Regions from separate parts of the Homo sapiens genome. Here region 2 is linked to region 1. Evidence: chromatin contacts called from ENCODE Hi-C or POLR2A ChIA-PET data. All regions are on one chromosome and are shown on one strand. Each heading gives the region's core, a stretch centred on a gene start or an enhancer-like site at or near the end of the contact. The rest is flanking DNA. Distances are from core to core; before and after follow the strand shown. Region 1 has its middle 58 kb from the start of RPS23. Region 2 has its middle 70 kb from the start of VCAN.

What was found. A loop is a pair of places that touch in the nucleus more often than their neighbours do. ChIA-PET counts read pairs that join two places held with the same protein, here RNA polymerase II (POLR2A).
Region 2: a loop to region 1 is called in a map of cardiac septum, with 2.4 times the contacts of the local background. The contact joins two enhancer-like sites. A Hi-C loop is called at or near these places in 1 of 168 maps with a recorded cell type or tissue (cardiac septum). POLR2A ChIA-PET finds 5 or more read pairs at or near these places in 1 of 52 experiments (CD4-positive, alpha-beta T cell).

The regions. Positions count from the first base shown.
Region 1 is chr5:82,334,704-82,337,403 of GRCh38, forward strand. No RefSeq gene overlaps it. Among named protein-coding and RNA genes, the nearest start is that of RPS23, 58 kb to the left of the region's middle. Within about 2 kb of position 1,313, at least 4 of the 41 ENCODE cell types and tissues checked have a DNase peak (open chromatin) inside an H3K27ac peak, as active enhancers do.
Region 2 is chr5:83,400,205-83,402,987 of GRCh38, forward strand. No RefSeq gene overlaps it. Among named protein-coding and RNA genes, the nearest start is that of VCAN, 70 kb to the right of the region's middle. Within about 2 kb of position 1,332, at least 2 of the 41 ENCODE cell types and tissues checked have a DNase peak (open chromatin) inside an H3K27ac peak, as active enhancers do.

The DNA.
Region 1 (2,700 bases), core at 63-2,562:
GCACCTAAGAATCTTGTCTTTCATTAGTGGATAAGATAGTAAACATAACCAACCGACATGGTAGTTAGGGTCATGCTGACTGCAAGTTTGCCTCACCTTTTGTAAGTAAGCACAGAGCCATGGATGAGTTATGCTGAGGAACTGGGTTGCAGGAACTTCTATTTACCCACAAGATAGTTTAAAACATTCAAACTGAAGTTACAATCCCCATGCTCTCTTCCTCAACGAACAGACATTCTTCTAGTGGAGACGCCAACCTGATTCCATCCAAAGCCAGTCTCATTCCTAGAATAGCTAACAACCACAGCTAAATATTTCCCAAGTAAACCCAGCTAAGAATAGTTCCTTATTTCGAGAGCTCTGACACAAGAAACTCAACACCCTGTTGGAGTCAGATAAGCTGAACTTTTTTCAAGAGCTTTGTCAAAGTGAGACTGAGGAGGATGGAGCCTGAGAAAAATCCAGACTGAGCCTTGTTAGACTTTCCACATCACCTATAAGGTGGTATCGAGTGAGGCTGCATTAGACTCAAAGTGCCTTTAGGCATGACTAGATGCTGAACTGACTGTCAGTGCCTTGGGCACCAAAAAGATTGACATTAACTCTGACCAACACTCACATTAAACATTCATTCTTAATATTTTGCAGTTCTTAAATGTTAGTACTGTCTGACATCTCTCCCACTTGTTCTACTAAAAGTTGCTGGAAAGCCGAAGCTCTGTTTTGCTTCTTTAAGCCAGAAAGACATGTTTATTTCTTAAGAGGTTCAATTTATGAGGGCTTATTATTAGTCCCAAAATATATTACTGGTTTGCCATTGATATGGTACTGGATCTCCTTTTCTTTCTTTTTTCTTTTTTTTTGAGACAGCGTCTTGCTCTGTTGCCCAGGCTGGAGTGCAGTGGCAGGATCTCGGCTCACTGGAACCTCCGTCTCCCGCATTCAAGTGATTCTCCTGCCTCAGCCTCTCAAGTAGCTGGGATTATAGGCATGATCCACCATGCCCAGCTGATTTTTGTATTTTTAGTAGAGACGAGGTTTCCCTGTGTTGGCCAGGCTGGTCTTAAACTCCTGACCTCAGGTGATCCGTCCGTCTCAGCCCCCTAAATTGCTGGGATTACAGGCGTGAGCCACCGCACCCGGCCTAGAACCCCTTTCTTAAGGACCCTGAGTGGGCAAGTATAAAAATCATCCCATTCTTATTAATGAGAAATAGAAGCTTAGATGAGTACTGACTCATGGTTCATATTTAGCAAATGACAGATCTGGGACAAGACCCCAGGTCTTTGGATTTCCTTTTGTCATGTTCCCATGACTCATGCCATGCCCACGTGCCTAAATGTCCAAGGCCTGCTCACCCCAGCTATTCTTATTCGTGTGTCTGTTTTAGATTGGCAAGGAAAAAAAGCTTTCTAACTTTTCTAGGAATGGGTCTCAACCCACAGCATAATATTTGAGGCAAATATCCTAATTTTCCCCAGTACCAAAAAAGATCATTTTTATATTTCTTATACAAGTCTCCATATCCATAAGCATGTCACAGTATTCTTTGACTAAGGCACTGACTCTATTGTTTCAGCATGGCTGCATTTGTTTAACATAAATGGTTTGCATTTAGACTGCCTTGCGCTTTCTTCTCCGGCCTAAAGTATTTCTTCCAAGCTAGAATGCTTTTTCTTCTTTGGCATCCATTAAAAATCATTGGCAACATGGCCACGTTCCAGAAACACTTCTGTAATGCCAACCACAGGAATTGATGTCTAAAAATAAGAATTGAAAAATAGGTTTAAGTTAATGCCCAGAAAGAAATATTGCCATGTGTCTTTACTGAAATTTGGTAAAATCCATACTAGAGAAAAGTGTGAAATACATGAAACCCTTATTGCTGCTTCCTGTAAAAACCTTGGCAGAGTAGTTAGTGAGAGCTCATCCTTTTTCATCTGTCTCTCTCCTATTAGCCACTTTTCATTCTTGACTTAAGGTTGTGTAAGTTCAGGAGAGATTCTTACTCTGTCTGGAACCCATAGCTGAGCAGGCTTCCTGGGAAGAAGCTGGGCTCCTCACTAACTAATGATGTCCCAGCTCTTGAAGTTTCTGTTTTCATTTGGCCATCATTTGTTGCTTCCTTTATGGAAATGATTAAACTCAGCAAATGATGAAACATGAAATCAAATAGTGTGGGCAGTTTAAAACTGGTTTGAAATACAGTGTGGAAACTAAAAAAAAAAATTAATATTAACTATCTGGGATCTACCTACTCCTTCCATCTAAAATTCCATTTCAGTTCATTCCATGAGAATAATTATACCCTGAAATAAACCATTCTTATTTGTCTTTTATAAGTCTTTACTCAGCTTTCCCCTATATTTTTCATCTTACTTCTGATTTTCAAACACACAGTCCAGTGATAAAGCCCTATACGCAGTCCAATCACTTATAACTCATGAAATGCATCATATGTTGCCAGTCCTTTATTTCTTCCTCTTTCCCTCCCTCCCTTCCTTTCCTTTTTCCTTTCCTTTGTGCACACAAACTATAAGAAATTCATAGGGCAGGCTGCTAGGAATTAGCAATAATTACAATGACTTTTTCTAGAAGATGTAAAAATAAAAATCAGGCTGGACCCAAAGATGAGACAATAGACACATTTAATTTGTAATAATGACTGACTTTTCTTTCTTATTGCATTTTCAAAGCTTT
Region 2 (2,783 bases), core at 82-2,581, 1.1 Mb after region 1:
TGAAATGGAGAGAAATAGAGCTGATAAACTCTGGCAGATAATTACATTCTTGCCTTCACAAGAGGATCTAGCTGCCACCATGATGAAGTGTCCTATGAAAGAGAAAGGCAAAAATGTCCTTCTCCGCATTATATATTAACCGTTGCCAAATTTGGAAGAAAAAAAGACATTAAGCATATTTTTGTGTGAAAAATTCAGTATAAATTCCACCACTCAACTGAAATCTTAGCTCATGATGGAGTTACCCATTTGTGCAATGAATGCTGACCTGGACTTTCCAATTATAACTCAGCCACATTGAAATATACGGCAAAGCCTGGGTAGGCTTAGGCAATAGAGAGCTGGGGTTCAGATTCATGCCTTGGAAACATGCTCTCTCAGCTGTGGGAAAAGAAGACCTCATCTCCAGGTTATTGTTGCCTCGTGAATGTTTTAGTACTAATTTAAATTTGGAAGTTTTCTTTCTTGTACATCTGAAGGTAAAAACAAGAGAATATTCTTTCCCACTGACTGAGTGAAAACTCAGAAAATACAAGTACAAACTCCAAAAAAAGGATTGTCGCAAAGAAAATCCTTATTACTGCCTCCAGCATCCCTACACAATGGGGAAAAAGGAGAGCGTGCCCCTCGCCTAGAAAATAGCTAAGAGTTATAAATCTTAGCACTCCAGGAAAGGGAAGGGGAATGACTCAAGTATTATGATACAAATGCTAATGATAACAATACAAATAGCTAACATAGACTGAGCATGTACCCTATGCCAGACATTGTTTTAAGTGCTTTATATTGATAAACTTTTTAATCCTCAAAATAACTCTAGGTACTACTTCCTGACTTAACAGGTAAGAAAGATGGGCACATCTTTTAATCAAATTGCTAAGTGACACAGCAACTGAGAGTGAAAGGCAGAATTTAAACTCAGGGACTTTACCTAGATCCCACGATGTGAGCCCTTGAGGAGTCCCAGGTCCTTCTTATGTTTGAGGGGAGGGCAACAGGTTTGTTAGTTCCTGGTCTGACTGCATGTTCTGCTCTGCCAGAGTGGTTGCTGGGAACAGTCATAGCTCTTAAAATCAGCCTGGCTTTTGCAGAGGAAGCCACGTGTGCAAATCATACACACATTTTCTCAATTTACATCACTAAACACCAACCACCACCTTTTATTTCAGTAAAGCATTTGCACCAGTGTTGAGACTCCAGCACTGTTTTAGTCAGGGTAAGTCGTTGCAGCTGCTATAAAAAGCTTTGTTTGAGGGGAGTTTTCTTTGCTGTAAAAATCTCAGTGGCCTAATGTGATGAAATCTTACTTCTTGCTCTTGTTCCTGTCTGATGCAGCTTGTCAAGGGGGCCCTGCCCCCATCAATTCATTAGAGAACCTAGTTTACTTCCATTTTCAACACAAGGCTTTTTATTATCATCTAGCAGGTAGATGAAAAAAGAGAGAGAGAATAGAGGATCTCAAGAGAGGCTGTTAGAGGCCAGGCACATGGCTTCTGCCAACAAATCATTAGTCAGAATGTTAAGAGGTTAGGAAATGTGGAAAAAAGGACAATCATGGTGAATTTGTGAGCACTGGCCTTCTCTGCTAAAAAATAAACCAAAACCAAAAACAAAAAACCAACTAATTTTATGCACTGTATTTACATGGGAGGCTTCAAATAATTTAGGACATCAAACATCAAAGGGACAAAGTATCATTTCTTTGGTCCCTGGGAAGGAAAGGGTAAAGTTCTCATTACAGAGTAGCATAACAGACTGCAATCCACTCCTATCCTCTGGGTAACACTGTGATCAGCTTGTAAACCTGGCTCTTGGCTTACTTTTGACTTCCTCTTCAAGCTCTGGTGTCAATCCCTTAAATTCTGTCAATGAAATGATCCCACCACAGCTTTCTCCACCACTAAGACACTCATGTTCCTACTGTAGACTGTCTTTTTTTGGTCTCATTGATGTTATCTTAGCAAAATGTACTGCTATTAGCTGCTCAGATTTTTTTAAATTTTATTTTATTAAAAATAAAATCGACTAATTTTTTCAGATACATTTAGCACTATATAAACTACAGAAACATGAAAATTTAAAATACTCTGAAATCATTATTTTCAATATTTGTGCTGAGTAATATAAACTAGCTCCAAACCATCAGAAAAATGCTCTGAAGTTAGGAAACTATGAGCATGTTAGGACAGCAAAATGACTTATAATGGGTGGCTCACTTCATTAAAGCATTTAGCATTTCTTATTGTGTTTGCTTTGGAAGCATCCACCTTGCTTTCATGATAATAGAAACACATAGCTGATCATCAATGATTAGTCAAGGGTCAAGGTTAAAAATTTAGACTCTGGAGACAGACTACTGGATTTTATTAACTGTGTGTCTTTGGGCAAGTTCCTCAACCTCTTCGTGCCTCAGTCTTCTCAACCATAAAATGAAGATAATAATAGTATCTATCCCATTAGAGTTGATTAAAAAGAGTAAATCAATTTAATCCTCATGATAACCTTGTGAGATAGCTACTATTACTTTGTATTGATACACGTAAAAACATGTAGAGTAGTGCTTGGCACATATTGAGTAATCAATACATATTAGCCATGATCATCATTAGCATCATCGATATTATTTTTGTCACCCTCCCAATCAAAAAATAATTTTTTCAGTTTTCACATAAAAACTATTTATTTTTGTTTCAAAATAGTTGAATACTATAACTTTAGACTGTGGTCCCCAAAGAAAGGGTAGAATGAGGATTAGCCATCAATACATCCAATGGCCAAGTCAG